Linked DNA regions of Homo sapiens: region 2 is linked to region 1. A link is a loop called in an ENCODE intact Hi-C map of the cell type or tissue named here. Cell type or tissue: PC-3. All regions are shown on one strand. Links, peaks and the distances in the headings refer to the core of each region. The heading gives the core; the rest is flanking DNA.

Region 1 (4,366 bases), core at 86-4,085:
AAAAAAACTTGTATTTTCCCCATACAATTGACATATAATAAAGATAAACATAATGTTGAGTGTCCTATTCAAAAGAAGATATTTCCACAAATAATAGAACACTTTAAAAGAAACATCATTTTTCTACTTTTACCAATAAAACCAGCAAGTAAGGCAAAGTAGAACCGCTTCAGTATAAGACCTTGGATATCTTTTAATAAATAGGTAAGAACTAATTATGATGAACTCATTTGTGACTTGAACACATATGTTAATACTTAAGTCATTGCTATTAAAAAGGCTCATGTCTCTTATTTATAAATATTGCTTGGAAAACTTCTTAATAGTTAATAAATAAAATTAGACCAGTTCACATCACAAACCAAAATACATTTCTTATGTATTTAATTAAACACAAAACTTCAAACCACTAAATTTACATATAATAATGAAAAGCAAAAAAAATCAAACAATTAGATTTTTAGAACAAGACTTAAGTCACTGAATCTTGAGTGGAATACAATTTTTAGCATAATCATTAAAAAAAGAGGCAGGGGGCAATGGCTCATGACTGTAATCCCAGCACTTTGGGAGGCTGAGGTGGGCGGATCATGAGCTCAGGAGTTCCAGACCATCCTGGCCAACATGGTGAAACCCTGTCTCTACTAAAAATACAAAATTAGCCGGGCATGGTGGCACATGCCTGTAATTCCAGCTACTCGGGAGGCTGAGGCAGGAGAATCCGGGAGGCGGAGGTTGCAGTGAGCTGAAATCGTGCTACTGCACTCCAGCCTGGCGCCAGAGCAAGACTCTGTTTCAAAAAAAAAAAAAAAAAAAAAAAAAGAGGAAAAGAAAGAAAAATTGATATGGGGATCCAAAAGTGGGGAGAATGTGAGGAGGGATAATGTTGAAAATTTACCTATTAGATAAAATGTTCACTATTTGGGTTTTGGGTACATTGGAAGCTCAATCCTCCCCAGTATGCAATATACCCATGTAACAAACAAGCATATGTAGCTCCTGAATCTAAAATAAAATAAGAAAAATCTGTATGAACTAACATGAAAAGATACTCAAGCTATATTGTTGAGTTGAAAACTAAGTTGCAAAGCAATATACGATGTGATTCCACTTTATAAGTGACAAAGTATATTTATGTGTTTTTATTATGTAATATGCACACACAAACACATATGGAGAGAATTCTGGATGGATATATAAACTATTAACAATTGTTATTCTTGGAAAGTAGCAGGCATGAGAGATGAGAGACTAGAAACTCACTGTATACTTTATATGTATGTAGTTATATACTGTTCAATTTCAATTTTTGTAATAAAGATTTATTTCATGACATTTTAAAATAACTTTTTAAATTTTAAAATAAAGCAATGTAAAAATAAAAGTAAAAGATTGATAGAATAGAAATGTCAAATATTTAAAAGATTTAAAAGCATCATATCTAATATTCTATTACATGAATATTAGTCTATTACATGAATAAAAGTCTGAAATTTTTGCAGCAAATAACAAAGGGCCTTATATTCTCAATAGGTAAACAGTCTCTTGTAGTTAATGGTTTAAAAATACAGCAAGAATCTAGCAGGTATACAGAAATAATTTGTATCATTGCAAAAGAGTATTAAAAATGATGACAATAATCTTGCTAAAAATCGAAGACCCATAAATTCCAGTAAACATAAGTGCTCCCCTCCCAATCAAATTAGCAAGATCTTGTTATCCATCACTTACAATGTAAAACAATTGCTTGGCCAGGTGTGGTGGCTCACGCCTGTAATCCCAGCACTTTGGGAGGCCAAGGCGAGTGGATCACGAGGTCAGGAGATCGAGACTATCCTGACCAACATGGTGAAACCCCGTCTTTACTAAAACTACAAAAATCAGCTGGGTGTGGTGGTCCATGCCTGTAATCCCAGCTACTTGGGAGGCTGAGGCAGGAGAATTGCTTGAACCCGGGAGGTGGAGATTGCAGTGAGCCAAGATCGCGCCACTGTACTCCAGCCTGGCGACAGAGCGAGATTCTGCCTTAAAAAAGAAACAAACCAACAACAACAACAACAAAAAAAAAAAAAAAAAAGAAAAGAAAGAAAAAGAAAAAAGAACTACTCAGCTCTGGGACAGTGAGGTCAAATGGGATAGGTTGGCACAATCATTTGAAACAAATGTTACACATTATATGTTTAGATTTAAAAATGTTCATATCCTTTGATATAGTAGTTAAGCTTATAGGAATCTGCTGAAAGGAAATAGTTCAAAATGCGGCAAAAATTCTAATGAAATGTTTAGAAACAATTCAAGTGCGCCCTCTATTGGGAAATAATCTAGAAGTAAAATCTGACATCTAGTGTTCACTGCAATAACTACATAGTATTAACTGAATGTCTCATAGTCCTATCATAAGCAATGTCTTGTAACAAACAGTGTTTAAAACCTAAAGCATATTTTGCCTTGGAAACACATACACCTGTTGGTGGAAGGGAAAATTGCACATAAATTAGTAAGAGGAAAATTCAGACATTAGCTATGCGTTTTGTAATTTTTTAAGTCACTAGAGCAAGATTAAGAAGTGAACAAGTTGTCTCAAGGAAAAAATTTCCTCAAGTGGTGAACAAAATTGGGACAGTCCTGGGAACACATATGACACTAGAACTACTGAGGTGGGAGGGGGTAAGGAAAAAAGGAGACACTAGGAATGACTATCTTCCTTCTTTTATTCCATCCTTCAGGGCCAAGATCAGAAAAAGCAAAGTGTTATTAATGATTAGGTTTTATTGTTGGAGCTTGGATTGAGAACCCTGGGCTATGAGAAGCTTAGGAAATGTTAACTAGCCACACTGATGTAGAAAAAAAAATATGTATTTTATGTTTCTACTATCTTCATTTTCCCCACTGAAACAAATAATTTTAATCCAACCATTTCAGGCAAGAAGGAAGAAATAATATTTGTACTCCATGTTTTGTTACTCCATCTGCTACCTTTTACTTTCATTGTCATTTTTTCCTTGCCCCTAGTATTTATTGAGGTTAGAAAAAGGATACAAAATTTGAGGTGTATCAAGGACAGCTTAAGGAAATTTAATATATATTTATCTCATGTTCTTTCTGAAAATTCAAATCACTGAACAAAACTTAGTGACTAAAAAAATGCAAAATTAACAGAATCAAATCTTGTATTATTAAATGAGATTCTATTTTAGAGGCTGTATAAATGTTCCCCACAATTGCACTTCCCTCTCTTGCTCCCAAAGTTTGAGCAGTTGAATTTTCAGTTATTCCCCTCTATGTCTCTTCAGTGATTCTTAGGCAGACTGAATACTCATTCTTGCTAAAATATACAGATGCTTACAAAACCTAGTCAAGATTTATCCCAAACAGAGAAACACACGTCTCAGGAAGCTGAGCATGTTGCCTGTACTGACTCCCTTTATCATTATATCTAACCATAGCCACACCATAAAATACGTGCCACCATTTACCAACTTTTACCTTTAATAAAACCTATTAAACTGTCTTCAAAACTATTTACCTACATACTTGCCCCCTCTTTACCTTCACAGTTGAATTTCAAATGGATTACACATATTTTCTGTAATTGTTTTTGCATTTAGTGTTATTATGTACATCTTTTCTGTATCACCAAACCTAGTTTTCTAGTACTCCATAAAATTTCATCGAATGCTTGTACTATATTTAACCAGTGAATTACTTAAAATATTTAGGTTTTTTCACCTTTACACACAATGCTGTAATAAACATCCTTTTATACAAATCTTTGCATACTTTTATATTATACCAATATAAATTTTAAAAAGTGGGATTTTTATGTAATGGAAATATGCATTTTTTTTCCAGATTTCAGGCCTGTTTTTTATTAACGAATATTCCTTATTGCAGTACAACTTGCATACAGAAAAGTAGATATATCATAATTATATAGCTTGATAATCATATGCTCTAGGCCCTGACTCACAGGGGGCGAGGAGGAGGTGGTTAGTCATGCAGATTTGCCTATGGAAAGACTGAGCCCAGCAGGGAAGGGCCTGGCTAAGTCAGGGCTGGAGGGAACATACTTGTGTTACCAAGTGGAACACAGCTGTGTAACAAAGTGTTACAAAGTGAACACACCTTTGTAACCCACCCAAGTCAAGAATCAGAATATTACTGGAAATCCAGAAGCCATTTCATGTCCAGTTTTACTTACTATCCTTCTGAAGGGTAATTACTTCCTGACTTCTACAGATATAGATTCATTTTGCCTGGTTTTAAACTTTATAGAAACAGGATTATGCAATATGCAGTTTCTGGCTTCTTTTTGGTACATATGTTTAAAATATTTGAGAGTGAAATATGGAATGAAGATGTTTCA
Region 2 (4,366 bases), core at 153-4,152, 320 kb before region 1:
ATGAGACATTATAAATTCAAAAATGCTATAAATCACTGTTTAATATAAACTATAAATTTGCATTACCTATAGGTCTGCAAAATATATGTGACAAATTCCACTTAAAAGAAGTAACACTAATTAATATTTTTCTGGTAACAGAAGAAATCAGCTAGAGACCAATTTAATAAGCTCGTCACCGACTTGCCAAATGTACAAGAAGAGATCGTTAATATACACAACGCCCTCAGGAGAAGAGTAGTTCCACCAGCCAGCAACATGCTGAAGATGGTAAGATCAAAAAATAGCAACAACCATGATTGCAATAATAGTAATGGTGTTTACTGAGTTTTATTAAGTTCTATGCACTTTCAAAGTGCTAAAAGTTTTATCTTCACAACAAATCTTTTACATAGCAGAAGAAACAGAGGTCCAGAGAAGGTAAGTAACTTTCTGATGATTATATGGTTAGTCAATGACAGAGCTCAGCCAGTCTAGCTTCATTCCTCCACACCCTAAGACAGTGCTTCTCAACCTTTAATGTACTCAAGAATCACCTGAAGAACTTAGTAAAGCACACTTTCCTGGGTCTCACTCTCTGATATCCTGATTCATGAGGTCTGACCTGGAGACCACCACAAGCTCCCAGCTGATGCTGATGCTGCCAGTACACACGACAAATATTGATTAACAAGTTATCCATGCATTTCATAGCTGTCTTCATTGGGCAGTAGTCCAGAGGCTAAGACACTCTTCCTAGAATTAAAATATCCAGATATCTAGTTAGTTGATGTGGCCAGGTAAATAAATATTGGCAAATTTATCCCCCAGTTTCATTGCATCCCATAAATAGGAAGAGAAATTATTTCATTATAAACCTGCTATGCTCTGCTACAAGACAAATTTAGGGAAGTCTCAGGTGTTTAGGTGATTACCCTCACATTTGTTATCCAGCAGTATCACTCAGTTTCATGAGCACCCTCAGCCTGCTTCCTTGAACCCTGGACCGGCCTGTAGCAACAAGGGTTAGAAATAGTGCAGGCTCTGGAGGGTGATTCTAAGGAGCACCTTTCTCTTGCAAATGATGAAGAGGATGAAACAAGGAAATACATAAATGATTTTGAGATTTATCTCTTAATCACTTTAAAATCCAAAGGGGTATTTGAACTAAAAATAAAAATCAATAGCTTTCATAGGCATTCCTGCATGGTGTTGTAGCCAACATACATGTGTTTATTATTTACAGGCATTTTTCTAATACCTTGTTACATTAACTCACTTCCTTCTCCCAATAAAATTGTCTTCATTTTACATATTATGACACTGAACCTAAGAAAAATTGAGTAGCTTATTCAAAATCTTAAGGACTGGGGCCCAGATTAAAATGCAAGTGGGCCAGATCTGAGGAGCTGGAGAAGTAGAGTCCAAATTCCTTGGTTGCCAGATGAGCAAATAAGTTTACCTAGGAGGTACAAACAGAGTTAAAGAAAAGTAAAAAATATAGCCTCCGATTTCAGATTGGAGATGAAAGGCAAATACAGAAAAAACACTGGAAAAATACAAGAATACATATATTCAAGTACTAACACAAAAAGATATGAAATATCAAGAAGACGATAAAAGTAAGTGTACCAGTAAAACTGAGAAATATTTCAAAGGAAATACGAGAGTTCAGCTGCTCCACAAACAATGCATAGGACATGTATAGGATTAGAAGTAGCAACAGCAAATTTAAGGAACAATAGGACTGAAGAGTTAACCACAATTACCAGGCAGAGATTTTCTTTAAAAAAAAAAGTTTCTGAACACAATATTAGAACCTAAGTAGAGTCACTTGTTAAAGCTGGAATTCAGAGCTTTGGTACGATCATAAATACAAACTTTAATTTTAATTTTGAATATGTCTCAAAAAAGGAGTATCTCACCAACATTAATCAGAGGTAATGTCCTATACATCATCTTCAAAGTGCAAACATCCTGCTATATTTTAACCAGATAAGTTCCAGTTCCGGTAAGTTTTCTTTTTTTATTTTATTTTATTATTATTATACTTTAAGTTTTAGGGTACATGTGCACAATGTGCAGGTTAGTTACATATGTATACATGTGCCATGCTGGTGTGCTGCACCCATTAACTCGTCATTTAGCATTAGGTATATCTTCTAATGCTATCCCTCCCCCTCCCCCCACCCCACAACTGTCCCCAGAGTGTGATGTTCCCCTTCCTGTGTCCATGTGTTCTCATTGTTCAATTCCCACCTATGAGTGAGAATATGCGGTGTTTGGTTTTTTGTTCTTAGTAGTGAATGCCATGGTATTCCCCCAGCCCAGAGAGGCTATACACTGGTAGATGTGTTGTGTCCTCTCTGCTTATCAGTTAGACATAGCCATGACTAAAATATTTTTTTTTGTTTGAAACTATCAAAACCTACAAAACCATGGTTTTACCCAGTGCTAGGCTAATAAGTTATTTAATTCATCTCACGGTTTAGTAAATTCATCAACCCCAAGGGTAATTCTAAACATTGACCACAAGATGGCAGCAAATACATATTATAATTAAACTACATGCTCAGGACGACACTGAAAATGAGTGTCCTCCAAACAGTCTAAACAGTAGCTGAATGATTTACATAAAAACTTATAGTAAAAACAAACTCTATGACTTCTGTTGGCAATCTGTTATATGCACATATAAGGGTATTCTTTTAAATGGATGTATATGCTGCTGAACACCAGGGGTTCAGCCAAGGTCTAGTTGCTTGCAGCACAAAAATGAGTATTGCCCATTGCCTGGGAAGAAAGGCTTTCATGAGGGTGATGTCAGCCTGACTGTCAAATCCCTCCCTCTCCCTAACCAACCAAAGTTAAAAGTTTATATAGGAGGGACAGAAAACAAGAGGGACAAGGAAGAGGATTTGGTCAACAGGCAGCAGCTGTGTCTCCTTGACCAGGTGTGGTGATCAGGAAAGCCTCAGTTCCCTGCTACCACCTGCGGGGCCCGATGGTGGGTTTCCTGACAAAGGAACTCAGATAAGACAAATGTTCATAGGCTCAGTTCTTTGTAAAAATTGGGCAGTTTCATATACACCACAATGATAGGAGACTGTTAGGGAGATCATTTATCACAGAGTGTCATACTTACAGATGCAGAATTTCTCCCTTTCTGCATTGGGAGAACAGCTGTTACTTAGTCATACCTGACCAAATGCTTCAACTCAGCACAGTTGATGCACACTGAGAGTCAAGAACACATACTCTGAAGCCATCCTAAGTGGATTCAAATTCTTATTTTGTCAGTTATTTATAGTGTGACCCCGAAAAGTTACTTAACATCTCTGTGCCTTATTTCCCTTATTTACAAATGGATATAATATTTTTTTTTTGTAGAGTTGCCATGAGGTTAAAGTGAGAGAAGATACACACAGAATTGGTGACAGATTCTGGCATGTGGTGTTAGCTTTTATTTTTGTTATTCATAATTTTAGATGGAAATATGACTCTATACTTGCTTCTAATCACAGCCAGCATTTATTCAATACAGAAGATTTGTCACATCTCAGTTGTATTCCTTGGAATATCACATTTGAACAAACCTTTGGGCATAAATTACAGGTAACAGTTTCCAGATGGATAAACTGAGATTCAAAGAGATAAAATAACATGTCTGAGTTTAAACTACAAATAAATTACTAAGTAACTCTGGTCTGTTTCCCTGGAAGCATTTACTTAAATTCTCTACTACATCTGAGAGAGAATCTATCTCTGAATGTAATTACCAAGTTTTGAATTTGTGAATTCAAGGGCCAACATAATAAATTGAAATTGTTGTCTTTCTCTTTCTACTAGAACGTTTAATAGTAATCTCATTATTTAAATTTCTAGTTGATACAATTGAAGATATTATATCTCGTGGATTATTAAAAACAATAAATTAGAATCTTATGAAAATATTAATTGGAACATGTGCTTTTTTTTTCTTTCCACTACAGAGTTGGAGTGAAGAGGCTGCACAAAATGCCAGAATTTTTTCAAAGTATTGTGATATGACAGAGAGCAACCCCCTTGAGAGGAGACTTCCAAGTAAGTGTGTATCTATATGACCCGCCTTTGGACTAAAAAAAAAAAAAATAGTAAAACAGGGATTGTTATGTACCCTGATGAAAGTAAATTAAGTCATCTAGATTTCCTCATTTGCACTGGGTCATACAAGGCAGTGAATTGTGGACTATTACACTGTTTTAACTCATTAATTTTTAAGGTTTATATCTTTAAGTTTTCAGATTCCAAGTTCTGGAGTTTTCAGATTCCAAGTTCTGACCATCAGGAGAAATGAATAAAAAATCTCAGTATTGCAGAAGAGTGGAGTGAGCAGCTAGAAACCTAG

Evidence for each region. Peaks named below come from ENCODE experiments on the same cell type or tissue, not always from the same donor. Only the 100,000 strongest peaks of a DNase experiment are listed, where the experiment ranks them.
Region 2: a loop joins it to region 1, with 12 times the contacts of the local background. A loop is called at or near these places in 70 of 110 quality-filtered maps.

The regions. Positions count from the first base shown.
Region 1 is chr6:49,530,260-49,534,625 of GRCh38, reverse strand. No RefSeq gene overlaps it. Among named protein-coding and RNA genes, the nearest start is that of C6orf141, 18 kb to the left of the region's middle. In PC-3, for the core only: a CTCF peak has its summit at 2,345 (motif pointing left); DNase peaks (open chromatin) are centred at 2,385 and 4,015; H3K4me3 peaks cover 794 bases; H3K27ac peaks cover 376 bases.
Region 2 is chr6:49,847,905-49,852,270 of GRCh38, reverse strand. It overlaps CRISP1 (cysteine rich secretory protein 1), which reads left to right. Exons shown (of 8, transcript NM_001131.3): 3 at 142-270; 4 at 3,972-4,062. Among named protein-coding and RNA genes, the nearest start is that of CRISP1, 16 kb to the left of the region's middle. In PC-3, for the core only: a CTCF peak has its summit at 2,510 (motif pointing right); a DNase peak (open chromatin) is centred at 2,520.